7 separate regions of the Homo sapiens genome follow, and all the other regions are linked to region 1. A link is a contact called in ENCODE Hi-C or POLR2A ChIA-PET data. All regions are on one chromosome and are shown on one strand. Each heading gives the region's core, a stretch centred on a gene start or an enhancer-like site at or near the end of the contact. The rest is flanking DNA. Distances are from core to core; before and after follow the strand shown. Region 1 holds the start of ZNF367 (zinc finger protein 367). Region 2 holds the start of TBC1D2 (TBC1 domain family member 2). Region 3 holds the start of TRIM14 (tripartite motif containing 14). Region 4 overlaps AOPEP (aminopeptidase O (putative)). Region 5 overlaps AOPEP (aminopeptidase O (putative)). Region 6 holds the start of TRMO (tRNA methyltransferase O). Region 7 holds the start of XPA (XPA, DNA damage recognition and repair factor).

What was found. A loop is a pair of places that touch in the nucleus more often than their neighbours do. ChIA-PET counts read pairs that join two places held with the same protein, here RNA polymerase II (POLR2A). Pooled maps may share reads with other maps.
Region 2: a pooled map shows a loop between it and region 1 (20-fold over the local background). The contact joins the promoter of TBC1D2 here to the promoter of ZNF367 in region 1. A Hi-C loop is called at or near these places in 2 of 37 single-sample maps with no recorded cell type and 10 of 50 pooled maps.
Region 3: a pooled map shows a loop between it and region 1 (3-fold over the local background). The contact joins the promoter of TRIM14 here to the promoter of ZNF367 in region 1. A Hi-C loop is called at or near these places in 2 of 168 maps with a recorded cell type or tissue (B cell and naive thymus-derived CD4-positive, alpha-beta T cell), 2 of 37 single-sample maps with no recorded cell type and 8 of 50 pooled maps. POLR2A ChIA-PET finds 5 or more read pairs at or near these places in 1 of 52 experiments (GM12878).
Region 4: a loop to region 1 is called in a pooled map, with 5 times the contacts of the local background. The contact joins the enhancer-like site here to the promoter of ZNF367 in region 1. A Hi-C loop is called at or near these places in 3 of 50 pooled maps.
Region 5: a map with no recorded cell type shows a loop between it and region 1 (7-fold over the local background). The contact joins the enhancer-like site here to the promoter of ZNF367 in region 1. A Hi-C loop is called at or near these places in 2 of 37 single-sample maps with no recorded cell type and 5 of 50 pooled maps.
Region 6: a loop to region 1 is called in a map of B cell, with 15 times the contacts of the local background. The contact joins the promoter of TRMO here to the promoter of ZNF367 in region 1. A Hi-C loop is called at or near these places in 3 of 168 maps with a recorded cell type or tissue (B cell, CD4-positive, alpha-beta memory T cell and gastrocnemius medialis), 4 of 37 single-sample maps with no recorded cell type and 11 of 50 pooled maps.
Region 7: a map of B cell shows a loop between it and region 1 (13-fold over the local background). The contact joins the promoter of XPA here to the promoter of ZNF367 in region 1. A Hi-C loop is called at or near these places in 1 of 168 maps with a recorded cell type or tissue (B cell), 3 of 37 single-sample maps with no recorded cell type and 12 of 50 pooled maps. POLR2A ChIA-PET finds 5 or more read pairs at or near these places in 1 of 52 experiments (CD4-positive, alpha-beta T cell).

The regions. Positions count from the first base shown.
Region 1 is chr9:96,416,470-96,420,788 of GRCh38, reverse strand. ZNF367 (zinc finger protein 367) reads left to right here and starts at 2,419. Exons shown (of 5, transcript NM_153695.4): 1 at 2,419-3,176. The coding sequence starts at 2,757. RefSeq lists enhancers at 1-554, 1,071-1,604, 1,605-2,138, 3,613-3,852 and silencers at 1,273-1,542, 1,803-2,462, 2,573-2,712, 3,013-3,252.
Region 2 is chr9:98,253,611-98,257,929 of GRCh38, reverse strand. TBC1D2 (TBC1 domain family member 2) reads left to right here and starts at 2,281. Exons shown (of 13, transcript NM_001267571.2): 1 at 2,281-2,757. The coding sequence starts at 2,389. RefSeq lists an enhancer at 1,557-2,046 and a silencer at 2,217-2,266.
Region 3 is chr9:98,117,277-98,121,595 of GRCh38, reverse strand. It overlaps TRIM14 (tripartite motif containing 14), which reads left to right and starts at 2,374. Exons shown (of 6, transcript NM_014788.4): 1 at 2,374-2,614. The coding sequence starts at 2,408. It overlaps CORO2A (coronin 2A), which reads left to right. Exons shown (of 12, transcript NM_052820.4): 12 at 1-621. RefSeq lists a silencer at 2,441-2,540 and an enhancer at 2,851-2,900.
Region 4 is chr9:94,803,469-94,807,787 of GRCh38, reverse strand. The region is part of intron 5 of AOPEP (aminopeptidase O (putative)); the gene reads right to left. Among named protein-coding and RNA genes, the nearest start is that of MIR2278, 4.3 kb to the left of the region's middle. Within about 2 kb of position 2,032, at least 11 of the 41 ENCODE cell types and tissues checked have a DNase peak (open chromatin) inside an H3K27ac peak, as active enhancers do.
Region 5 is chr9:94,859,090-94,863,408 of GRCh38, reverse strand. The region is part of intron 5 of AOPEP (aminopeptidase O (putative)); the gene reads right to left. Among named protein-coding and RNA genes, the nearest start is that of MIR2278, 51 kb to the right of the region's middle. RefSeq lists an enhancer at 2,172-2,221. Within about 2 kb of position 2,213, at least 16 of the 41 ENCODE cell types and tissues checked have a DNase peak (open chromatin) inside an H3K27ac peak, as active enhancers do.
Region 6 is chr9:97,920,211-97,924,529 of GRCh38, reverse strand. TRMO (tRNA methyltransferase O) reads left to right here and starts at 2,030. Exons shown (of 5, transcript NM_016481.5): 1 at 2,030-2,112. The coding sequence starts at 2,037. RefSeq lists an enhancer at 1,978-2,427.
Region 7 is chr9:97,695,522-97,699,840 of GRCh38, reverse strand. XPA (XPA, DNA damage recognition and repair factor) reads left to right here and starts at 2,501. Exons shown (of 6, transcript NM_000380.4): 1 at 2,501-2,720. The coding sequence starts at 2,549. It overlaps PTCSC2 (papillary thyroid carcinoma susceptibility candidate 2), which reads left to right. Exons shown (of 11, transcript NR_147055.1): 11 at 1-216. It also overlaps the pseudogene KRT18P13. RefSeq lists a silencer at 2,340-2,439 and enhancers at 2,990-3,039, 3,050-3,109.

The DNA.
Region 1 (4,319 bases), core at 1,170-3,669:
AGACAGCTTCTTCATTGCATGAAAATGGAGCCAAACAAGCAAAGATCTGGTATGACCTCAGCTTTGCTCCTGGAATCACCTTCTGCCCAGTTCACACATTCCTGGCATGTCTTTCATTCTCTTGGGGAAGAGAGCAAGTGGAGTTGCCAGGTTACTGTTGATGAAGGGCAATTTTTAGAAGCAGAAAGTCAGCATCCTGTGCTGGATGATTCATCTTGCCCTCTGGGGCATGCTCTGAATGTTAAACAGTAACTATTTGTTGGTGATTAATCTGTTGGATTTTGCTCAACCCCTAATTCGAGTGTCCATGATGGATAGATCACTTTTTTCTTTACACTACTTGTCAAGTATAAAACAGATGGATAACATTTCCCTTCCAACTGATTCAGAAAAATATGTTTTTTGGTATTAAACTGTAAAAACAAAATGTATGTTTACTAAATTAGGTGAAAGTAGGGCTGAACTTTCAACTTTCTAGATCAACCATTACAATATGAAATTTGCCCCTAAACCCTGAAAGTTTTGGAATATGAGAAACGGGACCGAGAAATGTGTGAGTCCCATTTTTCAGCCTTTTCCTCCTTTTGCTCAGCAGACACTGAATATAATCCACAGGCAGTACAGACTTATTCTTCCAAAGGATTTATTATGTAATCTTGTACAAGCCTCAACTTTTCTCATTTATAAAATGGGAAAAATATCTTCCTTACCCAATTGTTGAGTGAACTGTGAAACATCCATATGTATTATTGTGTATCAGTACATATATGCTATTTTTGTAGTAGGCCTCCAGAAAATGGAGGCTATATACTGTTTCATTTCTTAAAAGGATACTTTCACTTGGTTCAAAGTTCAAAAGATAGTTATATATTGTATTTCTTGAAATCTTTTCACTTCTGTTCCCAGCCACACAATTTCCCTCCATGATCCATGTTTCTTTTGCATCTTGCCAGATATTTTATGTACGTCTAAAAGTAAAAACGTATTTTCCCCACTTTAACAATTTTACATAAAATCACACTATTGCTTGTTTTGCCTTTTAAAATAAAAATACATTTTTGAAATTGTTCATATCAGTACAGTTTCCTTTATTTGTTTTTAAACAATTGTGGCTTAATTTAGTCATAGCTGTGCATTTGTGTGTCTTTCACAGAGAGAAAAGCTATTCAGCTTAGTTATCTGTTATTATACAGTCGTGTTCTAACTTAATTACCAATCCTAACCCTTAACCAATGGATATTCATTCATCCATTCAGCAAATATTTATTGAGCCCCTACCGCGAATCAGGCGGTGCCTGGGAATCTGTATTCCCAAGAACAAAACGCAGCTCCCCAGGCCACATCTAGCGGGTAGGAAGCCGGGCAACCCCTCCGCCCGGTCCTTCCTCTGCAGCCTGCGAGCCCCACCCGGGCCGCGGTCGGCGCCAGCCAGGCGGGGCTGGGGCGGGGCGGGCAGAGGACGTTGGGGCTCCGCGCGTCCCGGCGCGAGTACTAGGACGCGGCCGGGGCAGGTGGGGGCCGAGCAAAGTAGGGCGCTGCCCCGACTCCCGGAGCAGCCGCTCGGTAGAGCGGGGTCGCCGGGGTGGGGAGATCCCCGAGGCAACTTCGGGGCATCAGTCCAGGGTGAGAGTGTCTACTCTCGCCCGGCTCTTGTGGCCTCCGCGCCGCGAGCGGCCCGCAGGGACTTCGGAGGCCACTTCCTGGACTCTCCCCTTTCCACAGATGGGGAACCGGAGGCCCACAATCGGCCCGGAGGAGTCAGGGCGGTGCTGACAGGGCTGGTTCACAGAGCGTGCAACAGCTGAGCAGACGGAACTCGATTAAGAAACCAGGCACGCCGGGTGCCCATCAGGACCTCGGGCAGCAGAGACTCCAGCCGCCGGGCGGGTGGTGGGACCGAGGGCGGGGCGGGCGGCGGGGCCCCAGCCCTTTAAACTCCCTGCGCGCGGGAACCGCGGCCCAACAACCAACGGCGGGCGGGGCCGAGCGGGGCGCGCGCCTCCACCGCCCAACGATCACCACCCCCCCCGACCCCGCCCCGCCGCTGTCCAATCAGCCGCCCTCTTGCCGCCCTCCCCGCCGCCCTTGTCTCCCTGGCCCGGACTAACCACGCGGAGGGACGGCGGGGCGGGGCGGCAGGCGGGTGTGTCCGGGCGAGTGGAGACGCCGCGCGCTCCACTGGAGTTTCGAACGCTGTTGGCCCTCCAGACAGAAAAAAATATAAGAGCGGCGGCCAATGGCGAGGTGGGAAGGACCCGCGCGCAGACCCGGCCCCGCCCCGGCCGGCTGGAAAGAAGGCCAGGCCTGGCCATTGGCTCGCGCCGCCTGTCACTCGCCGGTGCGGCCAGCGGGCAGCGGCCTCGCGGTGACTGGTTCCGCCCAGGCGCGAAATGTAACGCGGGAAAAGCCGGGGCAGGCACCGCGGCGGCAGGTTGTTATTTTTGGGGGCTCAGCGCCGCGCGTCCTGCTTTCCTGTCACCGCAAGGGCCGGGCCGCCCGCTGCTTCCCACCCCTGCAGCCTGCGCTGCGGAGTACAAAGAGCGGAGGGCGCGCTTGACCTGGGGCTGGGGTCCAGCCCTGCCCGCCGGTGCCGTCTGCTCAACTAGTTAGGTGGCTGCTGCGCAGGATTCCGGGAAACGTCAGTCTGCCATGAGCCGGCAGGACTGAGCCTGCGACTCGGAGCAGAGCGAGTGAGGGGCAGAGCGGTGCTCAGGAGTGCGGCCCGGGGCCGCCGGAGCTGGGGGTCGGGCCGGGCGATGATCCGGGGCTTCGAGGCGCCCATGGCGGAGAACCCGCCGCCGCCGCCGCCGCCCGTCATCTTCTGCCACGACTCCCCGAAGCGGGTGCTGGTGTCGGTCATCAGGACGACCCCGATCAAGCCAACGTGCGGCGGTGGAGGGGAGCCGGAGCCGCCGCCGCCGCTCATCCCCACCAGCCCCGGCTTCAGCGACTTCATGGTGTACCCGTGGCGCTGGGGCGAGAACGCACACAACGTGACGCTCAGCCCTGGGGCCGCGGGGGCCGCCGCCTCGGCCGCCCTGCCTGCAGCCGCAGCCGCCGAGCACTCGGGGCTTCGTGGCCGGGGCGCGCCCCCGCCCGCCGCCTCGGCCTCCGCCGCCGCCTCGGGAGGTGAGGACGAGGAGGAAGCGAGCAGCCCAGACAGCGGCCACCTCAAGGTGAGCGGCGCGGGCGGGCGGGCGGGCGGGACGTGGGGCAGCCGGGGCCCGTTAACGGTGCGGCGGGCGGGGCGGAGTTGAAAACGCGAGGTCGATCCGGCTACGGCGGGGGCTGCGGCTGACAGGATGCTGACGTCACTGCCGCGCGCCAAAAACCGGCCCCAGTCGGGGGGGGCCTGTCACGTGACAGGCGGGAGCGGCGCGGGAGACCGTCCTTGCGGCAGGTGCAGTGGGCGGGAGCGCGGCCCGGGGTCGCTGGGGAGGCCGGGTCAACGGCCACTGACATCCTCCCGGCGGGCTGCCGAGTCCTCAGTTCCGAGAGGAAACGAGAGGGATGAGGGCCTTGAGTTGTTCCACCGACTGCGAGAGGGCAGGGAGCGCACAGTGTTTGCTCCATTACTGCAGATCGCCCTCGCCCTGTTAAAAGATGCCCTGCAGAGACAGCCGAAGAGCAAGAAAGGACTTCTGGGCCTGTTCTGCGGCTGAAGTTGTGCCTTCGCTGCCTTTCATTTATCCAGCATACTACTTGCTAGGTGTTGAGAGCACATAGTGGAATGGGACGCTAAAATTGCTTGCAGTCTCCGACTGCTTAAAGCTGGGAAGGTCGTTACCACTGGTTCAAACCTATTTTACAGATCAGGCAGCTGGGGCTTACAGTGATTAGTGAGGCGACCTTCCCACGATGGCACAGCTCAGTAGTGGAAGAGCGGGGACTAGGTCGAGGTTTTGTGGCTTTTAGTCCTGCATGTGTTTGGGGTGACTTTCTGCTGACTTATACTGAACTCTGTAGACTGTAAGCTCCAGGTGAGCCAGGAGTATTTCTATCTAGAAGACTATATGACTTTACTACCTTACATTCTGTAAATGCTCAATAAAGGTGCTCAAAAAATATTTGTGTAATGAATGAATGGTGCTAACAGAAGGGTAATATCCAGGTTCCATTTGTTAAGTGGCTGTATAAGATAAGCAATTTGCAAGAGATAACAAGTAAATCACATAGTGGATAACTGCATCTGTATCAGCACATAATGTATAAGTTGAAACGAGTTTGATCATTTTACATGCAGTCACAAGGATGTTGAAACTACATTGTTTGGGTTTTGAGGAAATTGATATATTTTATGTGGCATTATTATTAAATAA
Region 2 (4,319 bases), core at 1,032-3,531, 1.8 Mb before region 1:
TACGTAATATATTTATAATTATTCTTTCAAATATTTATCATTGCCTAGCTACAAAACCTAGAACAAATAAGGTATGCTGTTTGTTTTATTAAGAGGTTTTAAAAATCAGGAATGGGGCCAGGCACTGTGGCTCATGCCTGTAATCCCAGCACTTTGGGAGGCCAAGGCCGGTGGATCACAAGGTCAGGAGATCCAGACCATCCTAGCCAACATGGTGAAACCCCGTCTCAACTAAAAATACAAAAATTAGCTGGGTATGGTGACGCGTGTATGTAATCCCAGCTACTCGGGAGGCTGAGGCAGGAGAATGGGAATTGGAGAGCATGCCACTGCACTCCAGCTTGGGCGACAGAGCGAGACTCTGTATCAAAAAAAAAAAAAAAAAAAAAAATTAAAAAAAAAGAAAAGAAAAGAAACTGGCTGGGTGCGGTGGCAGGAGAATCGCTTGAATCCGGGAGGCGGAGGTCACGGTGAGCCGAGATCGCGCCATTGCACTCCAGCCTGCGCAACAAGAGCGAAACTCTGTCTCGAAAAGAAAAGAAATATTTTGTCCCACATTCTGTACTAAGAGCTTCACACATATTATTTTATTTAATTATCAAAACAACTCTAAGGGTAGACAGGTGTAGATCCAGGTTTTGTGGGGACTGGAATTAAACAGCATTAAGGGCCTTCTGATTTTTAAAAAATTACAAAATTATGAACACAAAATTAGGTATGACGATGGTTATTTAGAATGAGAAAATAAATTGTAAATTATAACAAATGAAGAGCTCTCTGGCATTTAGGAGAAATGCTCCCTGGTTGCAACTCCCCACCTGTTAGACTACAAATCCCAGCGACCCATGCAAGTGAACATAAATTTCATTAGCTTCACCGTAAAGTTGTCTGGCGGCGGGTCGGGGGTGGGTAGGAAGAAGTGTTATCTCCATTTTTAGGTTGAGCAAATCACTCAGTATTGCAGAGTGGGAATCTGAAAATTATGCAAATAGACTCTAGAGCCCTCGCCTTTACCCCCACCCTGCTTCTTGTCAATATCACTGAGTGTGCATGAGGGTCTCGTTAACGACGGCTGAGGGGGAGACGATGAAGTAAGAGGAAAGGCTGAACAAAGGGCAAGAGAAAGGCAGAAAGAAGCTCCTAAAGAAAGCTGGACGCAATTGGGCTCCGCAACCCTAATGGAGAAATGCGCCTTAGGAGGGAAGGGGAGAAGTTTAAGGGGAAACAGGTAAAATGAGGCAGAAGTTGAGCAAGTTAGTCAAACCCTAAATTCTTTTACTTATTTACAAAACAGCCTGGCGCGGTGGCTCTCGCCTGTAATTCCAGCACTTTAGGAGGCCGAGGCAGGAGAATCGCTTGAGGCCAGGAGTTCAAGACCCCCCTCTCTGCAAAAAACAATTTAAAAATTAGCCGGGTGTGGTGGTGCGCAGTTGCGGTCTCAGCTACTCGGGAGACTGAGGCGGGAGGATGGCTTGAGACCGGGAGGCGGAGACTGCAGTGAGCTCTGATCGCGCCACTGCACTCCAGCCTGGGTGACAGAGCCAGACCGTCTCTAAAAATAATAATAGCAATAACAAAATAAAAATAAATGTACTGCACCCAACTATGACCCAGGAGTGGCATGGGTTTCCGCAGCGCAGCGGCCGCGCCTGGGCGCCCCAAGCAACACAACCAGCGCTGTCAGGAGGCGAATAGGAGCCAGGACAGAGAGCTGGGGAGGCCACTGCTGTCAGGCGAGGGATAAGAAGGCCGTCCGCGGCGTCACTGACGGGGCTGAAGGAACACCAGGAGAAGAGTGGCAGACAGCTCCGGAGCCGCGCTGCCCGGGCGACGCCGGAAGATGGGCCTCCCAGCGGTCTTCCTTTCAGCCAATGGCCGCGAGATGCGCCGTCCGAGGGTGCCCCGCGCGGCACAGGGAGGGAACAAGCAGCCCATCGGGTGCAAGAAAGCACTATCTTTCTAGGTGACTATGCGAACTACCAGGGAAGTGTAGCTAGGGACAGGCTTCTCTGCCCGCGGTTAACCTAACTCAGTGCCACCACGCCTTTAACCTGAAGCCAGGGAGCACGGCTGCCCTCAGTAAAGATGGCTGACTGGCGCGGAGAAAAAGCCGGAAGCAGCTGGGCTTTGCAGGGAGCCGACTGAGCGCTGCGGGGGCGTGGCCTGGCGGTGGAGGGGCGTGGCCAGCCGCCGTAACCTGGGTTTGCGATCTTTGAGGCGCGCGCACCGCACCCGGTCCCGACTCTGTGGCTTCCTGGGGGCGGGTTCGCCGTCGGCCCCGCCCCCGCCCAGGTGTCTCCCTTTGGGAAGCTGCCCGCCGAGTCTCCGAGATTTGTCCCTGGTGGTCCCGCGGACCCCTCGTCCCTCCGCAGTCTCCGGCTGGCAGCGATGGAGGGCGCTGGGGAGAACGCCCCGGAGTCCAGCTCCTCTGCCCCTGGGTCCGAAGAGTCTGCCAGGGATCCACAGGTGCCGCCTCCGGAGGAAGAATCGGGGGACTGCGCCCGGTCCCTGGAGGCGGTCCCCAAGAAACTCTGTGGGTATTTAAGTAAGTTCGGCGGCAAAGGGCCCATCCGGGGCTGGAAATCCCGCTGGTTCTTCTACGACGAAAGGAAATGTCAGCTGTATTACTCGCGGACCGCTCAGGATGCCAATCCCTTGGACAGCATCGACCTCTCCAGTGCAGTGTTTGACTGTAAGGCGGACGCTGAGGAGGGGATCTTCGAAATCAAGACTCCCAGCCGGGTTATTACCCTGAAGGTAAATTCCTGCAACGACTTTCTCCTTTCCAGCGGCGTGAGGTCCCCTTTTCGCAGGGCAAGGCTGGGCGCGAGTGTGAGGTGGACACAGTAAATTTGGAGTGTCGGTGACGACAGTTCCAAGAACTTTGTGCTTTGCAAAGTGCATTCCCACCCATTTCCTCATTGGGTTCCCACAAGGCAGGGAAGACAGACCCATTTTACGGATCAAGAAACTGAGTCAGAGGGAGATGAAAGGACTGGCTCGAGGTCCATGCGTCTAGAGAGTAGGGTAGCTTGGAATCCCATAGTCTTTCTACCTCTCAGTGCTGAATCAAAACTTTTACTTTTGGGTGTGCCTGACAGTGCAGTTACCTTAACTTTCTTACCTGGGACCTAAGTAAGTCAAAATATGGTCTTTGCAATCCTCTCTCAAGGCCAGGATTCTGATTCCCGTTTCTTGATATTTTGGCCAAGGTCAGTGAATGCTGAGAAGAGACTGGCAGGGATTAGGAAAATAAACACTTAGGTTTCACTGATCAGCCTAGATTGTTCATCTAGGCATGCTTAAACCTGTTTTCCTATCAGCAGCAAGGGGTAGGTTTTATCATCATGTGTAACTGAGAAAGCCTAAAGCAGTAGAAAGGCCACATTCTTTGAAATCAGACGGGCTTGGATTCAAATTGTACATTTGCTACTTACTAGCTGTGTGACCCTGGACAAGTTACTTAACCTCTCAGAACCTAGGTGGTTTGTAAGCATTTGACACATCACAGGCATGTACAAATTGTTGAATTAATTGCATCACCTAGAATACAGCCTGGTACCTAGTGGAGTACTTAATAATTTTTTGTTGCATAAGCACACATGCACACACAAGGTGATGGAACCAAGGTCAGAGTGCTAATGTCAAGAGGAGGTGTCCCATAACTTAATTGGAAAGACAGATCTGGGCTAAGTGTTCTATGGGCATCAGAGAAGAATGTGCCAGGAGATAGCCTTCCCCACCCCATCCCCATCTGTCCACCCCTCCAACCCCAACTCCAGCTAAGTGGGTATCTGTGGATGCCCACGTGTTCAGTTCTCCTTTACTGACTGGACTTGGCGGGTGACCAGGCTGGGGGACTTGGTTAAAATAATGAAACTCAGGAATCCCTGGCCAGGGAAGGCATTTTCGAGGTCATGTGGTTCCCGGGTCTATGTGTCTCTTCCACAGGTTGACTGCTGTATGCAGGGTCTTCAACACATGGTCTTTATAATAGTATTCCATTGTTCCTGGCTCTGCGCTTGGCGGGGTGTGGAGCTAATGCACCCCCACCCCTGGTTCTCTGACAGCTTAAAGTCTGGTGGGAGAGACTGAGGGAGAACCTGCATGCACCCTGAAATGTTCTGTAGAGACATGTGATAAGTCTGTGCAAGAAGGTGTGGTGACAGGAGGAGTCAGTTCCACCAAGTGGAAGGGGCTAGCCAGAAAGGCATCTGGAGGAGGGACACACCCAAGGCTTGAAAGAAGAAATAGGTGGCAAGCAGACAAGAGGGAGAAAGGTATTCCAGGCCAAGAGAGCACCGTGAGCAAATTAGGAA
Region 3 (4,319 bases), core at 1,125-3,624, 1.7 Mb before region 1:
CCACCCCAAGGGACCCAGACTGCACACTTAACAAACAGGACACAGGTGTCTTTGAACAAACTTTTTTGTATTATTATTTTTACATCTAGAATAAATTATTTAAATTATTTCACAGCAAGGGAGAGGGATAGGTAATTTTTATCAGATATTTTTTTAAACCATCTGTTTTTTAAATTACATTTTTGTTTATGTTCTTGAGCTGATGTAGTGGAACTTGCCTAGCACATTCAGGTCCCAGCCAGTTGGCAGAGCATGCTCTCATCTCCTTATTCCATACCCTGGGCGTCCCCTTTCTGTTGACTCAGGAACTTTCTGAGAATGAGGACAGCACTAGGAGATGAGCTTTGGCAGGTATCCACCTTAACGCTACAATAATTGTGCTTCCTGAAACAAAACTTGAGATTGTATCATAGAAGGAAACAGGAAGTCAGAAATCAAATCTATGCTTTTAATTGAAACCGTGCCTGAAACAGTTTGAATGATTGTTTTAATGTTGTTTCTGAAATTCCTTGTACCTTTGTGAAAAATAATGATAATAAATAAAAGTGAAAATAAATAGATGTGGAATATGCAATGGAAATAATGTAACAAAATAATAAACATCTGGCCATTTTACTACAAGGAGCTTTCCTTTTCTTGATTTGTTCCACAAATACCAATTAACTATCTACTCTTGGAGTCAGACACCAAGCTGGAAAACAGGCAGAACAGACAGTCTTTGCCCTCTCCAGTTTTCAGTCATGGCTGCGGGAATGGGGAGGGCCAGGATAGGGAAAGCATAGGCTGTTCTGGAAGGAGAAGGAGGGAAGGCTTCCTGGAGGAAAAGATAGTAAGGTAGAAACCTGCAGAGTAAGTTGGAATACTCAGGGCAAAGGGCATTTGGGAAGAAGAATGTTCCAAGCAGGGTAAACTGCACGTCCCCCAGTCTTGAAAAAGCACAGGGTGGAGCATAGGCAGGGCGGAGACCAAGGATCTTAAGAAAGAGCTGAGGGCTTTATAAGTGGAAGTCTAGACTTGAGCCTGGGGGGGCAACTGGAATTTGGGGTGGTGGTGTGTGTGTGAAAGTTGTCAGTACCAAAACAGAGTCACTTACATCAAAACCAAACTAAATGGTGCTCCTGTAGTCCCAGCTACTCCAGAGATGAGGTGGGAAGATCACTTGAGCCCAGGAGTTAGAGGCTGCAGTGAGCTATGATCGCACTATTGCACTCCAGCCTGGGCAACAGAGCGAGATCCTGTCTCAAACAAACTAAATGGTGCTGGGAGGCCATGAAGTGGGGGGCCCTCATCAACGATTTGCCTGGTAACAGGAACTATTATTGCAAAAGATTCCACCAAACTGCAACCTTGCACAAAGAACCACAACCTTGCACAAAAGCCATGATATGAGGACATCTGCCCAGCAACTGCCTGTTCAACTTTTGGACTGAAGCCACCTGTATTAATTCTTGTAACCAAGTATTATTATTTTAAAACGATCTGGCCGGGCGCGGTGGATCACGCCTGTAATCCCAGCACTTTGGGAGGCCGAGGCGGGCAGATCACGGGGTCAGGAGATCGAGACCATCCTGGCTAAAACAGTGAAACCCCTTTTCTACTAAAAATACAAAAAATTAGCCGGGCGTGGTGGCGGGCGCCTGTAGTTCCAGCTACTCGGGAGGCTGAAGCAGGAGAATGGCGTGAACCCGGGAGGCGGAGCTTGCAGTGAGCAGAGATGGCGCCACTGCACTCCAGCCTGGGCGACAGACCGAGACTCCGTCTCCAAAAAAAAAAAAAAAAAAAAAAAACAAAAACAAACAAACAAACAAAAAAAACAGTATATGCAATCCTCCTCGTTTTGCCTTTAAAAGCCTCTGCTTTCCTTTGCCTCCCTGAGTACTCCGCGTCCCCACCCCTTGGGTGCCATGGCACATTTATTCCCGAATTGCAATCCTTCTGCTCAGTCCGAAATAAACTCAATTGGAGAATCTCTGTGTCCTTATTTGAGGTTGATGAAGGTATCTTACAGTTGTGGGAATGATTATCTTTCCGGGGAAAAGGGCAAGAGAGGATCAAGGGAAAGTGAGAGGAGCACCCCCGGAAGGTCACAGCCAACTTTGGTCCCATCATCAGGGCTGCAGTTTTCTGGGCGTTACTGGAACAGCGTCATTAAGCAGGAAGCCCACCCTCTCCTAGCTGGCTCATTAGGAGCTTCCCATTTCTGGTGGGACCACCTCCCGGCCTGGGCGGGCAGAGGGAGCACCCTGCTGGTCGGAGGATGCTCCGAGGCCCGACGCTGCTCCCGGCGGGCTGTCATCCTCCTAGGGGTCGGCCGGCCGGCCTGGAGCCGCCCCGCCCACGGCCGAGGTTTCGGTTTCCCTTGGGAGCCCCGCCCTGTGTCCCGGGGAGCCGGAGGAGGTGGAGATGAATGGCGGGCGCGGCGACCGGGAGCCGGACCCCTGGGAGGTCGGAGCTTGTCGAGGGATGCGGCTGGCGCTGCCCGGAGCATGGCGACCGCGTGGCTGAGCTCTTCTGTCGCCGCTGCCGCCGCTGCGTGTGCGCGCTTTGCCCGGTGCTGGGCGCGCACCGTGGCCACCCTGTGGGCCTGGCGCTGGAGGCAGCGGTGCACGTGCAGGTGGGGACGATGGGGACGGGGTTCGCCGCGCGGGAGTTGGGGGAGCCAGCCCAGGCATAACGGCCGAGGAGGGGGCGTGCCTGGCCGTGGCCAGTGGCGGGTTACAACCTGGAAACCAAAGGTGCCCCAGAGGGCGTCTAAGCGGTCGACCGAAAGTTCAGAGCGGGAGCCTGAGACCCAAGGAAGGGCAAAGGCGAGCCAAAGCCATCAGTTGAGCTTCAGAAAAGGTGGGTTTAGGAGTGAGAGGTTGGGAGCCCAGGCTGGTACCCAGATGTCCTTGACCGTGTCCACCATGGCCGATCCGCCACACTGCCATTGGGCTGGAAGACAGTCTGCCTTTTAGTTAACAGAGGTACAAACTCTCCCTCTTAATAAACAGCCCTGTGTAGCTCAGAAAGCCACACAGACATCTCAGGTTTACTTAATCTGCAGTCCACAGAAAGGGCCTGTGAACTTTGAGCTGAGGACGGCCTGACTGCCCTGGGAGCAGCCTCAGCTGTCACTACCTACCTCCTCTCCCCTCCCCGGCCACACAGACACTCCCATTCCTGCTCATAGCAGCCCTGGGTGAGCCATTATTATTACAGCCATTTTATAGGCCACAAGAGGAAGGCTCTGGAGGCAGGGGCAGGCCTTGAACCCAGGACTCCATTAGCCAGATGCCCCCAACAGGGCCATTGTCACCGTGGAACCCTTACCCATGCATAATCCTAACAGTGCCCCAGGGGCTCTGGGCTCCTGCTCCAGCTTCCCAGCTGACTTTTTCTGTGGCTTCTCTCAAATCCTTCTCTCTCTCTGGGTTTCATGAAGCCTGGGTGAGGTAGGCCCTCATGTCTGACAGCTGTTGATCCTACCACTTGTCTCCAAGAAGTCTTCTGTGATGAATTCAGCCCCATCGTGAGCCTTTCTCCGGTACTGCATGACTCCAGACCACCACACTGTGACAACCTTGGAACTCCAAGGTGAAAAGGGGATCATGGGGGACAATCCAGTGGAGTCGTGGGCTCAAGACCTGTCCCTGCCACCAGACCCTTCCTTTTTTTAACGTATGAAATGGCTGTAATTATAATAATGGCTCCTTGAAAAACTGTTATTCAGAATTAACAAGGCTGCTTTCCACAGATCTGGCTCAAGAGTCTCACCCATCCATTTGTCCATCCCCCTACCCACTACCTACTGTCAACTTGAAGTAATAAGATTCAGAAAATATGATTAAGTACAGAGTTTATCCAAGCCTAAAGCTTGAGGATGGCCAACTGGGACCATAGATTCAAATTTCTGTGACTATCCACTCTGATTAGCAGCAGTTACATATAAGTTTTTAAGGAAAAAAGAAGAAGCAGTTCCTAAATTGTTTACCAAGAATTTACATTAAAATGACATAAGCAGTCGGGCACAGTGGCTCATGCCTGTAATCCCAGCACTTTGGGAGGCTGAGGCAGGAGGATCACATGAGGCCAAGGGTTTGAGGCCTGGCCAACATGGGGAAACCCCGTCTCTATTAAAAAATATGAAAATCAGCCAGGTGTGGTGGTACACATCTGTAATCCCAGCTACTCAGGAGGCTGAGGCATGAGAATCGCTTGAACCTGGGAGATGGAGGTTGCAATGAGCCGAGATCACGCCACCGCACTCCAGCCTGGATGACAGAGTGAGACTTTGTCTTAAATAAATAAATAAATAAATAAATAAATAAATAAATAAA
Region 4 (4,319 bases), core at 783-3,282, 1.6 Mb after region 1:
ATGCATACATCAGCAGTACAGAAGCTGGTAGTATTTGCTCACTCTGTGTAGTGGTATAAGGAGAAAGAGCTTGCAAGATTGGGAATATCCCAAGTTAGGTAACTTTGTGCACTGAACTCCATTGTTCTTTTTCACCCAGGGAGTGTGTATGTTCTATTCAGTAATGATGCTTCGGTAAAGAAATAAGTGGCAAGGCGGGGGAAAAAGCCTTTTCTTTGCAATGGAAAAAATGGCAAGGTGGTGCTGACTGGCCGTCTCAGGCTCAAGGACTGGAAGACATTAGGAACCTAGGATGACATCAATAGAGAGATTACAAACGCAGGTAGAGGAATGATTGCTTCAGGAAGGCCTTTCAAAGGCCTGACAATTTCTCTTGAAGGATGGCCCCAGCAGTGTTCTCTGAAGGTAGGACTGTCAGTCTTTGTGTGGGGAGAACAGTTCAAAGAAAACCAAACACTTAAGCATAATCTTTCAGAGGGTGAAGAATCATGGTATAATGATGATAAGATGCTACTTCTCGATCTGACAAGCAACACAGCTGTTTAATGGCAAAAAGAAGATTCTAGTTAACCCAAAAGCTGTGAGTTCACTCTGCCTGTTGCTCCAACAGAAGAGAGAGAGCCTGGCCCCCAAGAACTCATGTGATCCAGGAATTTGCCTGGTATCCAGATTCTATGGCTGCCTCAAAGCCAGCCCACAGTGAATGCTGATCTTCAATGATATCTTCACTCACAGGGTCAGTATGGTTTCTGTGTGGAGACCCTAAATCAAGCACTCACTGCCTTAGAAACAGTTACACATCAGCCTTGCCTAAGTCTGGACCACCAGACTCTTGACAGCCATCACAAGATGAGGCCATTTTACTTGTCTCCCTGACTTCCTGCTTCTAAGTGACTTTGGGACATTATATATCCTCTTAATACCCGCTCTGTAAAAAATGGAACATACACACACATTCTCACTACCTACCTTGCTTAGTACAAAGTGGTATTGTCAAGACGAACAAAATAATCCTGGCCAAGGGCTTTCAGGGTCCCAGAAGAACATCACTTTATGAATACCAGTTACTATTTCAGGAACACAAAAATGAAAGAACCAGAACACATTAGAAGGGGAAAGCCCCTACCTATAACATAGGACGCAAATAAAGTCAAATAATTTTCTCAAGAAGGATAATTGAAATAAAAGAGAAAATGGAGAAAGTGAACACAAAGAAAGCAACAAAGGGGAAGCACACATGGGCATAAATCACCTTGCATGTGCCTCACAGCTCACAACTCATTCTGTTTGTTCATCTCTACAGCAACAGCAGGGTTGCCAGTAAACAAGGGATTAAAATTTTACAGAAAAAAAGGATGGTATGAGCTGCTTTCTATCATTCACACCCACCTGTTTGAAAAAGCAGAGAAGAGTTATACCACACAACAGGGGAAAGAAATGCCCATTCAACATCTTTTTAAAAAACAATCCATGCAGAAAGAAAATTGAGAATTTATTAAAATCTGAGAAAGAAACGACAACAATAACAAGAAACAAAACCCACACACAAAACAAAAATATGCAGCACATCGGAGAAAGTAGAGAAGTTGGCAGCCATGGTGAATTCAAAGGCATACTAATTTAAGGCTCAAAATCTGATTCCTGAGGCAAAGAATCACTATGGCTGCATCTTGCCTTGAAATCAGGGGGTCACATCCCCTGAAATCTAAAGAAGGATTGTTTAAAAGTAGGGTGGTTTTGGTTTGAGGGATCAAAAATTCAAGTAAAGCCAACAAAGAACAAACAAAGAAAAATTCTCAAAGCTGTGAAACCTTGCTACTTAAGATAATGACAGAAATTTATGACTGCTTCCTTCCCCAGCAGAAAGGAGCATAATTAGAAAGCTGAAAACAACAGGCCCTTTGTACCAGCATGTTATGTTTTGCTTATTCTATTACACATTGGCTGGGAGATAAGAATAAACAGGACAACACCCTGTCTAACCCGGGAGGAGGGAGTGGAGGAAAAGGCTGGTTACATTCATTCTTGGGCATGTACGTGCATACCGTTTATTTGCAAATTGAGGTACTTAAGAAAATTGTGCATGCAATAGTCAGGAACTAGTATAAACATTCAGAAGTCTTTTATTGCACAATCAAACCTTTTAAGAATAAGCCTTGTGTAATAGGGAGCTTTATAGTTTTTCCTCATAGTGAAGCATGTTGTGAAGATTTTAATAATTGATAATTTTTTCTATGGTCTTTAATTGTCAATCCTATTTTCATTCAGTTGTTGTTGCTTTTTTTAAAAAAAAAAACAAAAAACAAAAAACAAAAAACCTTTCAAACTAGGATGAGCAAATAAAACTAGGATGAGACACAGCTTCCCTCTCTGTGACCAACGATGTCAAAAACCCTTGCAAAGAATCAATCAACAGCTGCCAGGGGAAGAAAACGTGGTGATCTGAGACTTCTCCCTTCTCTACAAAGGGACGGTTGCCCGTCTGGGTGCCAGGTGTTCTGATAGCTTCAGCCATGGAGAATTCTGCTCAAGAACAGCAGCTGCTAAGCCAATCAGGTTCTCATTAGCCAGTCGGGAGATGGTATAGGTATCTACGGTCCCAAGAAAAAAAAAAAAAAATTTGATCTCTTCCCATAACCCGTCTGCCTAGAATGATGGACCTGACTTAATCTTGCCATTTCTTAGTGACTCACTTGCTCCTGGCACCCAAGCTCACTAAGAACGGGGCTAAGGAAAGCCATTTTAAGACCTCACTGACCTGCCACCATCCTGGCCTTCATTCTACTCCTCCAACCCATGAGAGTGGTTCCCACCTTGAGGCCTGTGGACCGGAGTGCTTTTCCACCAGATGGTCACAAAGCTGATTCCTTTTTATTCTTCAGTCTTAGCCCAAATGTCACCCTTTAAGGAAGCTTTTCCCTCTCACCCTAACGATGCTATTGATTCTCCCACTGTGACACTTACTTGATTTTATTTTCTTCATAGCATACATCTTAATTACTTGTTTCACGTACACTAATTTTCTCCCCTGACTAGAATGTCCATTTCATAAGGACAGAGGCCTCCTCTATCTCGTTCACCCTTGTAGGCTTTGCATCGTAAGTACTATCTGGCACACAGTATACGCTTGATAAATATTTATTGCAAGAATAAATAAACAATAACCAAATTATCAAGATTATCTGGTATAGAACAGGTGGGGAAAAGCTCAAACAATCTGTCACCTGTCATCGGCCACACTATAGTCATTTTTTTCCCCTCAATTTTCCCAGTGGGATGAAGGGTGAAGATGCATGTGAACAGCTGAGCCATGAAGCAGAACTACACAGCACATGGTTTTTTAACTTCAGTGCTCTTCACAGAAAACCACTCTGAAATAAGTTGCAAGAGATTCTTGAAATTCAAATACAAGGAAAAAAAAGAACATATATGGACGACAGCTAGGTAGTTCTGCCAACCTAACTATGCCATGACATGTAATTGTGAACTGCTGAGAGACAAATGCAAAGCAAAGCATTTCCTATACACACATACAAAGGTAAGATTAAGGTGTTAATTTTTAAGCAACTGTCATATGCCTGGTTCTAGAATATGATTCCATTAACGTTACTGCTGTTATAACAGAGAGTGTAAGTGTGATGATGAGCTCCTTTCATTATTTCTCAAAATTAAGAAACTAGGCTTGCCAGTCAATCCCCAGCAGAGACTCTGAGAACATACGAGGACACAATGAAAACAGTAGAATATTAATTAAACCAACAGGAAGAGAGCTGTGTGTACTTCAGAGATGCATTTTAAATGCATGCATATCTTCATACAGACATCATAGTAGTCAAGTCAAGAAATGTATACTTTACGGTTCCTGATATGGCAGATTCAGTCTTCATGGAAGGCAAAAACACAATGAAACAAAAACTGAAAGCCCACACACACCCACTGAGGAAAGCATCTGAAAGGCAAACTAGTGATTTTTCTCAGCAAAGAATTAAAGTCCCTCTCCCCTGGAACAGTGATTTGGAAAAGGACCAGGGTAGGGGAGGGGGTCAGTTAGTAATGGCTCCTGTTATATTAAAAGGTGACAAAAATCATGAAGAGCAGTATTGATAAATGTTCTAGTTACTGCCATGTTTGAAAAGCATTCGAAATTCTAAAATATTATTTGTGTATTATTTACCTTCTTATAAACTGATTTGTCATTATCATACATTCAAGTTTTATAAATGTGTTTTTCCTCACTTCACTGAAATATCAGAATCCAGCTCAAAAACAGAATCAAAGAGGAGACTTTTAAGCTTATTCAATAAAAACTATGATACGTA
Region 5 (4,319 bases), core at 964-3,463, 1.6 Mb after region 1:
TTCGGGAGGCTGAGGCAGGAGAATGGCATGAACCCAGGAGGCAGAGCTGGCAGTGAGCCGAGACCACGCCACTGCACTCCAGCCTGGGTGACAGAGCGAGACTCCGTCTCAAAAAAAAAAAAAAAAAAGAGAAAAAGAGAAAGAAGAGGGAAACAGAGAGAGGAGAGGGGAGGGGAGGGGAAGAGAGGGGAGAGGAGAGAAAGAAATCATAGGCTAGGATGGTAGAGCAGCAGGAGAGAAGCGAGAAGCAGCCCCGGTTCCCACTCCACCCTGGCCTCTCTACCTGTGCCCTTGTTTCATATGGGGAAAGAAGGAAACTTCTGTCTTACCTAAGTCATTATTTCAAGTGTTCTGTCACGCACAACCAAATTAAATCTTGCCATTATGCTTTTGAAAATAATTTGGAAAACAAGTCCATGTAGACTTTATGTGTGTCTTTTTAAACCTATTACTCGACGAACACACTGAAACTCTTTTCTAGTGAATGATCAAGTATTTGTGCGCATATACTTTGTCCCGAGAATTAAGCCTAACACTATGAGAGAATATAAAGAAGTCCAAGACGGAGTTCTTGTCCTTAGGAAGTTAGTGAGTTTGCCACTGAGAAAGGACAAACACGCACCACCTATCCTCTCTCCCAACACATCCACCCAGAGGAAACAACATGAGGCAACAAAGTGCAAAACTGTGCAGTGTGATTGCAAGTGGGGATGGAATCCAGAAACCAAAAACAGGGAGGACGGAGACTCTGGGAGAAGGTTCCAGGGAGGCGCTGGCCCTTAAGGTGGGCCTTGCAGGAGGGGCAGAACCTGGAGATGCAGTGGAAACTGGCTGAGCATCCTCAAGGGTGGGGACCAGTCGCAGGCAAACCGCTGTTTCAGTAATGAACAGAGCATGTTCAAGGAGACTGGAAGGAGGTCAACCAGACGTGTGGCCTCTGGAAACAGAGCCCTCCCTTTTCTCAGGACATGGTTTCTCAGCCTTGAAAAAGAGTCCCTTTAAAGGATGATTTACCTCCCCATTCACCCCACATCTGAGAGATCAATCTGTGCTCCAGATCCTCCCTGCCATGCATCTAACAGGCTTGACATTGCTCAGACATCCCTGAGCATCGCCCTGAGGTATGCCTGAGGCCCAAGAACACTGTTTTTCTGTGGGGGTCCTGCTCAGCCAGCCCAGTGACTTTGAAAGAAACGTCCTTTTTACTATGCAACAGGCACATGTGAAGTCTCACTCACATACTCTGATGAGGTGTTTCAAGTTAAACTGTTAGGTAGAGGTGGTGTGCTCTGCTTCCTATGTTGTGAAATAGTAATAAACCAACAGAATGACTGGTCATTGCTTCCAAAGAGGAGGCCAGGGAATTTAATCACTCACAAACTAGCCACGATCACAGGATGAAGCAACTTTCCTAGTAAGCTGCTTTTCATAAACAAAGCCGTTGTTGAGTTTTTAAAATCCAACCAAACAACAAACAACTCTGAGGACAAGAAGAGCACCGTCTAGCCTCATGAAAGACGTAGTGCAGCCTTCACTCGCAGAACGTGCTTCAGAAGAGCAGGTCCTACAGAAGCACGGAGGACCCGACCCATGCAGTTACAGGGAGGATGGCTGTGGAATCCAGGCTGCACCAGGTGTACTACTCGTCAAGCACTGGCTGATGAGAGGGCCTGCACATTCAGTGGTTTTATATCGGGGGTTGGGAACAGTAAATAACATCTCTGGGATCTAGTCTAAGACAAATGAAACCAAATGACTCTTTTTCCAAAAATGGGCCTAAAACAGCTCATGGGAACCACCCCTGGCAGCCTGGTGGAGCAGGAAAGCACAGGCCAGGTGTGAAGAGACCTGAGTGCCAGCTTGGCTCTGTTGTCATGGAAGTCGTTGTTGACCTTGGTTGCTTAATCTGTAAATTAAGGGAGTTCAACTGGAGATGACCCATCCCTGATACTCATTGTGGCACTAATGATGACTCTGTGTCAGTAACAGATGAATACACAGGAAAGAACCAGTATATGTTTCTCTCTTCATCTTCTTTTCTGCCCATCACCATTTCTCCATATGCCCCCACATCATATTAATTTGCCAATTAATAAACAGCCATCCTCAGTTGCAATGTCATCTGAAGCTCAGTGGATTTCATGCTTGTTTGGTGACAGCAGCTGCTGCTGCTGCCCTCAAACCACATCCTTCCCCTTCGTCATGAAGCCTCCTCGAGAGCCACAATTTGCCTTGGCCAGAGCTCCCCGTACGTCAGCTTCCACCAGAAACTGCCATCCATATGCAGAGTTCTGGTTCATCAGCCCCTCTGAAGCAGATCCAGCTGGCCACAGTGGATTCCAGGTGGTCAAGACCAAAGAATCTCATAGCATTGTCAGCACACTGAAGCTGAAAGAAACCGCAAAAAGCACCGAATCTGACTGCCCCCAATTTGTAGATGAGGACACTGATGCCCTAAGAGGTTTATTTATCTAACATGGACTAGCCAGAGCTAGAACCCAAGTCTCCTGACTCAACGGTCAATTATGACTTTGAAATGGACAGAATTAGAAGCTACTAAAATCTACTATTTATGGTGTGCTCTGTGTCAGGCACTGTGCTAAGTGGCTTCTTAAACCTGACATGTACAGAGAACTCAGAATCTTTTCTCCTAATCTGCTCCTCTTCCTGTCCTCCCCACATTAGTCAATGGAGCACCCATCCATCCAGCGGCTTCTGCCAGAAACTCGGGAGTCACCCTTGACATCTCCCTCTTCCTCATCATCTCCCCATATAAAACTCTCAAGTCCTGCATTCTCCAGAGCATATCTTGGAACTCTCCAATTTTCCCCACCAGCACCCTCTCCACCCAGGTCTAAGCCACCTTCATCTCCTGCCTGGATTGCGGCCACACATCATCTCATCTCACCATTCCACTGCCACTACTCCTGTCGCTTCATTCTAGAACCAGAAACCTGAGCAATCTTGTCAAAACATAAGCCAGGTCACGACCTGCCCACCCCGTCCCCACCCTTGCCACTGCTTAAACCTGCTGGGCTTCCCAATACGCTCAGAATGAAGCTCAGATTTATATGAGGCCCTGCTTGGTCTGACGCCCTTATGATGCTGCCAATCTCATTTCACGCCAATCTTCCCATAGGTCACTAAATTCCATGAACACTTCTTTCGGGTCCTCCAAAGTTCCAAGTTGCTTCCAATCACAGCCTGTCCTCCTGTATAATATGCCCTTCTTCCTACTCCTGGCCTGGCTCACGTTCCACTGCCCTTCAGGTTTCAGCTTCTACATCACTGCCTCAGAGGCACCTGCCCCAAGGCCCTGCCAGGAGTGTTTCCTCTAACCCTGCATTCCTCCCACACAGGACTGACCAGTTTGTCGTACTCCATTTTTGAGAATATTTGTTTAATAACTATCTATCTCCCCAACCAGACTATAAGCCCCTTGAAGACAGGGACTGTCTCTATTTGTTCATCACTGTAGCCGAAGAATTTAGTGTTCAGTACATAGGACGCCCTAAATAAGTGTCTGCTGAATTTATTTATCAATTAGTTTACAGAAAACTTGAGTATAATAGTGCCTGTCATTTACAGATGAGCAAACAAAAGCATAAAGAACTTAAGCAATATGCCCAAGACCTAGAATAAGTAAGTAGCACAGAAGAGATTCCAACACAGGTTAGCTGACCCCAAAGCCCATGCCCTTAACTCAGATCACACCAGGATGGAATAGGCTGAGAGAAGATATAAGAGGCAGTAAGCCTTGATGCTTACTTGATTCATATGGAACAAATAGAGTCTGTGAAAGGCTGAAAAACAGCTCCCCAAAAGATATTCATATCCTAATTCCTGGAACTGTGAATGTTACCTTCTATGGGAAAAAAAGAAAAGCAAGCATGGGTCTTTGCAGATGTAATGAAGTTAATAAGGATCTTGAGTTAGTCAGATTATCCTAGATTATCTGCATGGGCCCTAAATGCAATCACACATGTCCTTGTAAGAGGCAGGCAAAGGGAGATTTGGCAGACAGAGGACATGGGGATGTGAAGACAGTGCCGACAGAGATTTGAAGATGACCTTAGTTCAGGCTGCTAGAACAAAGTACCACAGACTGGGTGCTTATAAACAGAAATTTATTTCTCACACTTCTGGAGGCTGGAAATGTGAGATCAGTATGCTAGCACGGTCAGGTTCTTATTGAAGACCCTCTTTCTGGTTTGCAGATGACTGCCTTCTCATTGCATCCTCACATGGTAAAGAACAGAGAGGGAAAACAAGCTCTTGTGTCTTTTTGCTTTGAGACAGAGTCTCACTCTGTCGCCCAG
Region 6 (4,319 bases), core at 781-3,280, 1.5 Mb before region 1:
CTTCTGGCGTTCTTCTTGGCTTAGAACCTTTAGGTGACAGAATTAAAGTTTTGCAAGAATCCTTCTAGCTTGACTTTGTGCTGCCCTCCTCTCATGTTAGGTTAGAAACCCATGAACCATATGATATTATAGCCAAAATGATGTGTGGGACGGTTCAAAGCTTTAGTTGATTCTCAAAGGGGTCCTTCACCCAAATGAGAGGTTAAGAATCACTCTACTGAGAAGTGTTTCTCAAAGTAGTACAAGCTGAAGACTACATAATTATTTAGGTCATTTCTTTAAGGCAGATTTCTAGGTCTTACATCTGGAGGAGAGGTTAAGTCTTATAAACTGCAAATAATCACATATAATTCCAGACAAGATAATAAGAACTTCAAATCATAGACTAAAAAATGTGCTGCATATTTAAGTTCCCGTTTTCAGTCAAGAGAAATTTTACCTATAAAAGAAGTAGCAATCTATTTCCCTAGTATATTCAAATCAGCTTTGCATTTCAGTACTTGTCACACTTGGTAATTACATATTTTTTTGTGTGATTAACAACGTCTACCATGCCCTCCAGGAGGGCAAATATCTCTTTAAATCTAGTCTTTCCACAGATAAAGCGGGACTATCATTTTTAGCAACACCACCATCTAGTGGCAAGCGCAGTAATTCTGGCCCAGTTTTATAAACACACACATACACACACACGCGCGCGCGCTATATATATATAAAACAATGATTTTCAAACTTGTTTCTCCAGCTGCACAGAGCTGTCCCTCCTAAAAAAAATGGCAGCCTTTTCCAAGTTGTCCTGTAAAAATGACCTGCCAAAAGACACTATATGAATTTGATCAGTTTTATCTTATTTTTTAAACCACAATCTTTAATTATTTGGCTCCTCCTGCTGGTTATTTTCTACCAGAAATCAATGACAAATGGACAGACATGGAAACATCTTTTCATGGTTGTTAGACTTTTCAATCTGTGACTCATATGCTTTTGAATATTTTATACTGCAGATGTTAACAGATAAAAAGATAAAAGATTTTAAAATTTCTCCCAGAAAGAGAATTATATACAGAGAAACTTACTAAAGGTGAGAGACAGCATTACAAGTGGGTAAAAGATAGGCTATCATTGCAAGGACAACTGGTCATTGCATGGGATTAAATGATTCTTGTTAGCTCTTAGCTTCTCAGAGCTGTCCAGAAACGACAATAATCCCCACAATGCACATGGCATGTTGACTCTTATAATTCCATTCTCACTTCAGTTCCGGTAAGGTGTGGAGCACAAGAAACAGTTCCCACTCCTTAACCCCTAGCACATAGTAGGGCTCCTTTATAACATCCACCACACTTGAAATAAGACTTATTTGGGGTTGTTTCTGACAAAGCATAACTTATATTATGGAAAAATTTCCCACCACCCAGGGATAATTTTTTTTTTTTTTTTTTTTTTTTTTTTTTTTTTTTTTTTGATACGAGGTCTCGCTCTGTCACCCAGGCTGGAGTGCAGTGGCGCGATCACGGTTCACTGCAGCCTCAAACTCCTGGGCTCAAGCGATCCTCCCGCCTCAATCTCCTGGGTAGCTGGGACCACAGGTGCCTGAGAATTCTTAACATTTCTTAACGTCCAGTCCTTCCGCTCTGTGTTAATTACATATACACATCCCTTAAAAATTAGGGTCATACTGGACGTATAGGTTACTTAATAATGTTTCGAGAGAGACATAGTTGCGAGTTCTTCATGGAGGTGTGTTCCCTCTCAAAAAGCGCGGGAAGCCGGAGTCGCATTCTACCCTAGGAGGGCGGGCAACTGTAGCAGCTGTGTGTAAGATAAACGAGATTGGGGTCCCGGAGGGGCACACGCCCGGGATAGGGTTCGAAGCCCCATGGAGAACTCAAAGCTTCCCTCAACGCCACCCTGCGCGCGCACATTCTCCTGGGTTCGCGGGACCTCGCCGGCGAGGCCACTGCGCATGCGTCAGGCATGGAGAGCGGAAGCGGAAGGTTGAATGCGTCGGGTGGGCACCTCAGCAACCAGTAGCCATGCGCGGCTTGGAGGAGTCGGGGCCTCGGCCTACAGCGACCCCGTGCGGCTGCGTTAAGCCGGCTCTGGAGACAGGTAACTTCCAACACCGGCGGTGCCACACTCTGGAGAGGTTTAGGCCCAGGCAGCGGACTTCGTTGCCGAGAGGGGTGTAAAACGCACGATCTGGAACTGACGTGCGTCATTCTTTTACCTACGGCGAAGGCACGGGTCACGTGCTGCGGAGACCACGTGATGTGCTTTGGCGAGCGGGATGACGTCATCTGGCTTGTTCCGCTTTGTTATAAGACTTGTACTGTCTGCGTAGTCTTGGCTCAGTAGCTGGAGCAGCTACGTGCAGCGTAGGGGCTTTTCTCTTAGGGGTTTCCTTGCCATAGCGTATGGGAGATGGTGTTAGGCGGGTTAGGAATTAATAAATGCCATAGAGAGGCATCCTGCGCTGTAGGAATGAGGACAGAGAAGGGGGAAAGTTTCTGGGGGAGAAAATAGTTTTAAATTGGGCCTAGAAAGACAAGGCATGAATTTGTTTCTCTTTACTCACACGTTTTCATAGAGGAATATATTAGCTTTAGAAACTGGAAAGCAAATGGAAGAAAATTAAAATAACCTGCCAGAGAAAGCCATTGTCAATATCTTGGTGTCTACCTTCCACGCTTGTTTCTTTGCATACACACTTGGAAAGTGAGGTACTATACGACCTGTTTAGTAACGTTAAAATAATTTAAAAAAAAATCTTAACAGGGCAGTTAATGTTAATTATAACACTTTGGGCCGGGCGCAGCGGCTCATGCCTGTAATCCCAGCACTTTGGGAGGCCGAGGTGGGCGGATCACGAGGTCAGGAGATCGAGACCATCCTGGCTAACACGGTGAAACCTCGTCTCTACTAAAAAATACAAAAAAATCAGCCGGGCGTGGTGGTGGGCTCCTGTAGTCCCAGCTACTCGGGAGGCTGAGGCAGGAGAATGGCATGAACCCGGGAGGCGGGCTTGCAGTGAGCCGAGATCGCGCCACTGCACTCCGGCCTGGGCGACAGAGCGAGACTCCGTCTCAAAAAAAAAAAAAAAAAATTAACACTTTGTTTTGTTATTATTAATTTTTGTAGAGGCAAGCTCTCACCGTGTTGCCCAGGCTGGTCTCAAACTCCTGGGCTTAAGCAATCCACCTGCCTTAGCCTCCCAAAGTTTTGGGATTACAGGCATGAGCCACTGCAACCAGCCTAACGCTTTGTTTTAGATATGTGCTCTAATTTAACCAGCTTCCTGTTACTGAGCATTTAAGTTATTGCCAGTTTGCATTGTTCTAAAAGAAAGCTCTTGAAGCCGAAATGTTTGTGTACATTCTAAAGTTTGAACTTTGTTAAATTTCTTGGAAGTGCTATTACCTGGCCAAATGTGCTTATTTAAAAAAAATTGTTGCACACTGCCGATTACAGGTCTCATATTTTGACAGGAAGGAAAACGCAGAAGCCAGGGCTCAGAAGTCTACACAGTATAGGTTTGGGGAGCTAGAAGTCTAAAGTGTTGGATGGAACAGGGAGGTGGGAACCTTTGGATTCTGATTGTGAAGAAACTTGAGTACCAGGCTAAGAAATACAAAGTCTGTTAACAGTGGAGAATATGAAAAGTTTAAAGTTAAAGAGTTAGCATAACACAAGAAACTCTAGGAGTGTTGAGGATTCGTCTAGAGTATTTTGAGAAGGGGAAGAACTTGCAGTGGGGACAGAAAGCCTAAGAAGGGTAATTTAATAGTACAGGTGGAAATGAAAAGGACCTGAACTTATTTTCAGAGCAAGACGTGTAGACAATCCTGTACACAAAAAACCCCACATTGATTGCTTGCTGGCTTTTTACTTATTACACAGTTAATACAGTTGTAATGTTTAAATGAGGAAAAAGCCTGAGCAGGGACTTTAAAAAGCACTCCTTGCTGGGCACCTTCTATTTTATTGGATGCTTTCCTATTTTATTAGTACTTTTACAGCTTTCCAAAGTAGGTAGTATCCCTTGTTTTATAGATGAGAAAACGGATTCAGAGAGAGAAGCTAGTTTTTCCCATGGTCACACAGCTAGTGTAGTGGCCCTGTGTTGTTTTTATCCTTTCTCCATTCTGAAACCAGTCCTAATTCTCTCATGCTCCTTTGAGGAACCACTTCTCCCCATTTCCATGAGGTTCTTGTGCTGGTTTTTGTCATACCTGTGCTTATTTATCTCTATCCCTGCAAAGGCACCTAGCTAGAATTGTTGATTTACTTGTCTTTCTCTGTCAATGTACTGGAAACCC
Region 7 (4,319 bases), core at 1,252-3,751, 1.3 Mb before region 1:
TCTTAAAGCCCCTGCATCTGGAACTGTTTACTTTCCTGTAACCATTTATCCTTTTAACTTTTTGACTACTTAACTTCTGTAAAATTGTTTTAACTAGACGACCCCCCCTTTCTAAACCAAGGTATAAAAGTTAATCAAGCCCCTTCCTCGGGGCCGAGAGAATTTTGAGCGTTAGCCGTCTCTCGGTCGCCGGCTAATAAAGGACTCTTAATTCATCTCAAAGTGTGGCGTTTTTTTAACTCGCTCGGGTACAACACTTTTACTTCCTCTTCGTGGTTCTTCTTCATGAAGAGCAGCTCCTCCTTGAGAGCTTCGATCTCTGTCTCCAGCTGCAGCCGAGTGACACTGGTGTCATCAGTGACCTCCGGAGCCCATGGATGTGGCTCTCCACAGACTGGCGCATGGCCAGCTCTGTCTCATACTTGACTCTAAAGTCATCAGCAGCAAGACCAGCATTGTCAATCTGCAGAACAATGCAGGCATTGTCCACAGTATTTGTGAAGATCTGAGTCCTCAGGCCCTCAATGGTCTTGAAGTAATGGCTCATCTCTGACCTGGGGTCCCTTCTTCTACAGGTGCTCCTGGATTTTACTCTCCAGCTTCCAGTTCTTGGCCTCCAGGCTCCTCATTCTGTCCAGGTAGGAGGCCAGGCAGTTGTTCAGGTTTTGCACGGTCTCCTTCTTGTTCTGGATGCCTCTCATTCCTGCCAGACCCCTGGCCATCCCCGCGGCCAGGCCCCCGGAACCCATGCTGCTCAGGTAGCTGGTGGAGCGGGACATGGAGATCCGGGAACCAGAGCCCCCGTGCCTGTACAGACGCTGGCTATGCTGCTGACCAGCCGGACACCGTAGCTGGGTGCCTGGACAGAACCCAGGGACCGGTAGTTGGTGGAGAAGGTGGAGCGAGTGGTGAAGCTTATGCTGTCCAGGGAGGAGAGTGAGAGGACAGGACTCAGGCTTTGCCGACGACTTTAATTTTTTTTTGAGACAAGATGTTATTGTGTTGCCCAGGCTGGAGTGTAGTGGTGCCATCACAGCTCACTGCAGCCTTGACCTCCTGAGATGGGTTCTTGTTACATTGCCCAGGTTGGTCTTGAACTCCTGGTCTCAAGCAATCCTCCTGTGTTGGCCTCCCAAAGGGCTGGGATTACAGACATGAGCCACTGCACCTTGCCAATTATTATTATTTTTTAATAGTGACAGGGTCTCACTGTGTTGCCTCAGCTTGTCTTGAACTCATGACCTCAAGTCATCCTCCTGCCTTGGCCTCCCAAACTGTTGAGATTACAGGTGTGAACCACTGTGCCCAGCCTAGTTTTTAATTTTAATGAAGTCCAGCTTTTTTTCTTTTGTTGCTTGTGCTTTTGATGTTATGGAATTTGAAATAGTTTCACCTGGGCAAGATTGATGGGTAGGGAGAAAGAAGGATCTGAGGGGAAGGGAGATGGGGATGGCTTGAGATTCTATCTCCAATTCAACCTAAGATTTCAGCAGGTAACTGCTTTATACGAGGTTTTGCAGCTTTATGTATATATGACCGATAAATTAGAACACTGAATTGTGTTTCTGAAAGGTTAACCATTGAACATTAGTGGGAAACATCAGTGTGTGAGGTTGTCTTTCTAAAAGCCAGTCCTAAATGGTACATGTAGTAATTAGAAGTTAATGTTTTCTGGTTTCAATTAAGCATTATTTGTAACAAAGGGAAAGCATACATTTTTGGGAAAGCCTGCTATGTTTCTTTTGTTACACTAGCCACACTTTTGGGAAGTCAGGATATTTGGCCCAGATCCAAACCCACTGTCTACCTGGCAGTAGCTCATCCTCACTGAAGGAATATTCCATGGGAAAGATAGCCAACCTTATGCATATCAGCCTTGGAGCAAGTCCTGCATTTGCCTGAGGTCACACAGCAAGTTAACTGGGAGTTTCAACCCAGGTCTTCTCATTTTAAATCTAAGGCTGTGTCTCTAGGCCGTGTATCCAACATAAAATCAGGACTATCATCTGTTGGGCTCTATGACTGGCACTACTACTACTCACTGTTACCATTTTTTGAGGTCTTCTACGTGCCAGGTTATTGTCCTGGCAATCTAATCCTCCCAAAGACTCGGTAAATGGTTCCATAATTATCCTCATTTTACCACTGAAGAAACTGAACTCTGGTTAAATAACTTGCCCAAGGTCACACAGACTTTAACTGTCAAGAGCTCAGACTTAACCCAGGCCTGACTCCAAAGCCTATACTCTGAATCACCAAGCGAGACCTATTTTAAAGGTGACCAGGTCGTGAGATATGATCTCAGCACGGACCCTTCTCCCGGATGACAAGAGAGCAGGTAGTTAGGCGGGTACTCCGTGTCCGCGCATACCCAGACTCCGCCCAGCGCCCGGGCAGGCCACCCCGAGCCCCTTAACTGCGCAGGCGCTCTCACTCAGAAAGGCCGCTGGGTGCGGGGAGCGCAGAGGCGGTGCAGGGCGGCTGGCTCGCCTCGGCGTGCAGTGCGCGTGCGTGGAGCTGGGAGCTAGGTCCTCGGAGTGGGCCAGAGATGGCGGCGGCCGACGGGGCTTTGCCGGAGGCGGCGGCTTTAGAGCAACCCGCGGAGCTGCCTGCCTCGGTGCGGGCGAGTATCGAGCGGAAGCGGCAGCGGGCACTGATGCTGCGCCAGGCCCGGCTGGCTGCCCGGCCCTACTCGGCGACGGCGGCTGCGGCTACTGGAGGTTTGGGCCGCGTCCGCGCTTTCCCCTTCCCTCTCCCCGCCTCCCCGGTCCCCAGACTGGCTCGTGCAAGCCGAGTCCCGGGGCCCGGGGGTCGCGTCAACTCCGCTGGCGTATGTGTGCAGATTCTCCCCGAGTCGGAGAGGGAATCCGCCCAGCCAGCCGCCTTGTCAAAGCGTCCTGTCCACGACCACAGAGCGTTCCTCTGTCGCACGCGGGCCTCCTGACCCCCAGCCCCGGGCCTTCTTCGCTGCACCTCGGCTGCTGGCAGCTTCGATTTTTCGTTTAGGGATGCAGCCGCCCCGGCCGGGAGGTGTCAGCCACTGCCAGGTGTCAGGGCCTCAGCTGTCCCGGAAAGAGGAGTTAGACTAGTTCTTGATTCTGGCCTCTATACCTAGAACTAGTTGATGGAAGAGGCAGATCTTGGTGTTTGTTAGGGAGAGCTTTCAACAATTAGAGTTGCCAAAAGTGCAATGGATTGCTTCTCATGAGCTTCCCGTTACTAGAAGCGCTCAAATAGGAACTGGAAGAACGCTTACTTATGTGGAGGAGAGGAGATTCAGCAATCAGAATCTCCTACTCAGCAATCAGAAGAAGGGACTGGATAGTAAACCTTTAAGATTCTAATCCATAGATTCCATGAGTCTATTTCTTGGACATGTGACCTCTGCGATTTCTTGGCAAAAACTAGTTGCTCAAAACGTGTTTATTGATTGAAGTAAATTAAGGACTGATCTCTCATTGCAGATTATTCTCTTATAGAATTTGCCACTGGGGTCAACTAATAATCTTTAACAGGATACTTAAAATATAGTTTGGTTGACAGGCAGTTCTTCAGGGCTGCCTCTATAACATGAAGTACATGTGTTCCTAAAGCTCTATACTGCCCTTTGTCGAGCACAGTTTAGAGCTGTATTACTCTTTTTTATCAGCCAGATGTAGTGAGAGTGAGAAGAGTCTGAGGCTGGCAGCATGTCTTGATGTTCATACTAACACCGAAACTGCAAATTCCAGCTACTTTTGATGGTACTGGTCTCATCCTTTCTACTTTATAGTGGTTACCTTTTATTCCTTTCTAAACTTGAGGCACGCTAGAGTCAGACAGAAAGTTCATTTGCACTGATTAATTCATAGTCATGATTCCATAAAGGTTTCCAGGTCTACGACATGGCTGTGGAACGGAAGGTGCAAAATAGCAAAAACTGACATTAAATTAAACTTTTGATCATGGAAAGCAAGGTAGAATGAACATTCTTTAAGATTTCTTAGGCAGTTCCCCAAGAACTGAACTGTATTGTAGCATTGTGTACAACCCACCATGTTTCAAGAGTTAGGTAAGTGCTGAGATTTTTATCTTTGTGACACTTTTATTTCATGGTACTATACAATTTTCTTTTTCTCTGTGTGCCATGACATATGCCATGAAAGACTGAAAAAACTTGCTTAGAATACGAAGAGTGGTGCTAAGGTCCTGGGGAAACAGCAAGGCATAGCAGCAGAGAGAAATCGGACTTTGTTTTGGGCATGAGTTAGCATTGTTTAGGATCCTGCTCAAGTCATGGGCTCGACTACTCCAGCTTTCCCTCTTCTTAATTCTCATTG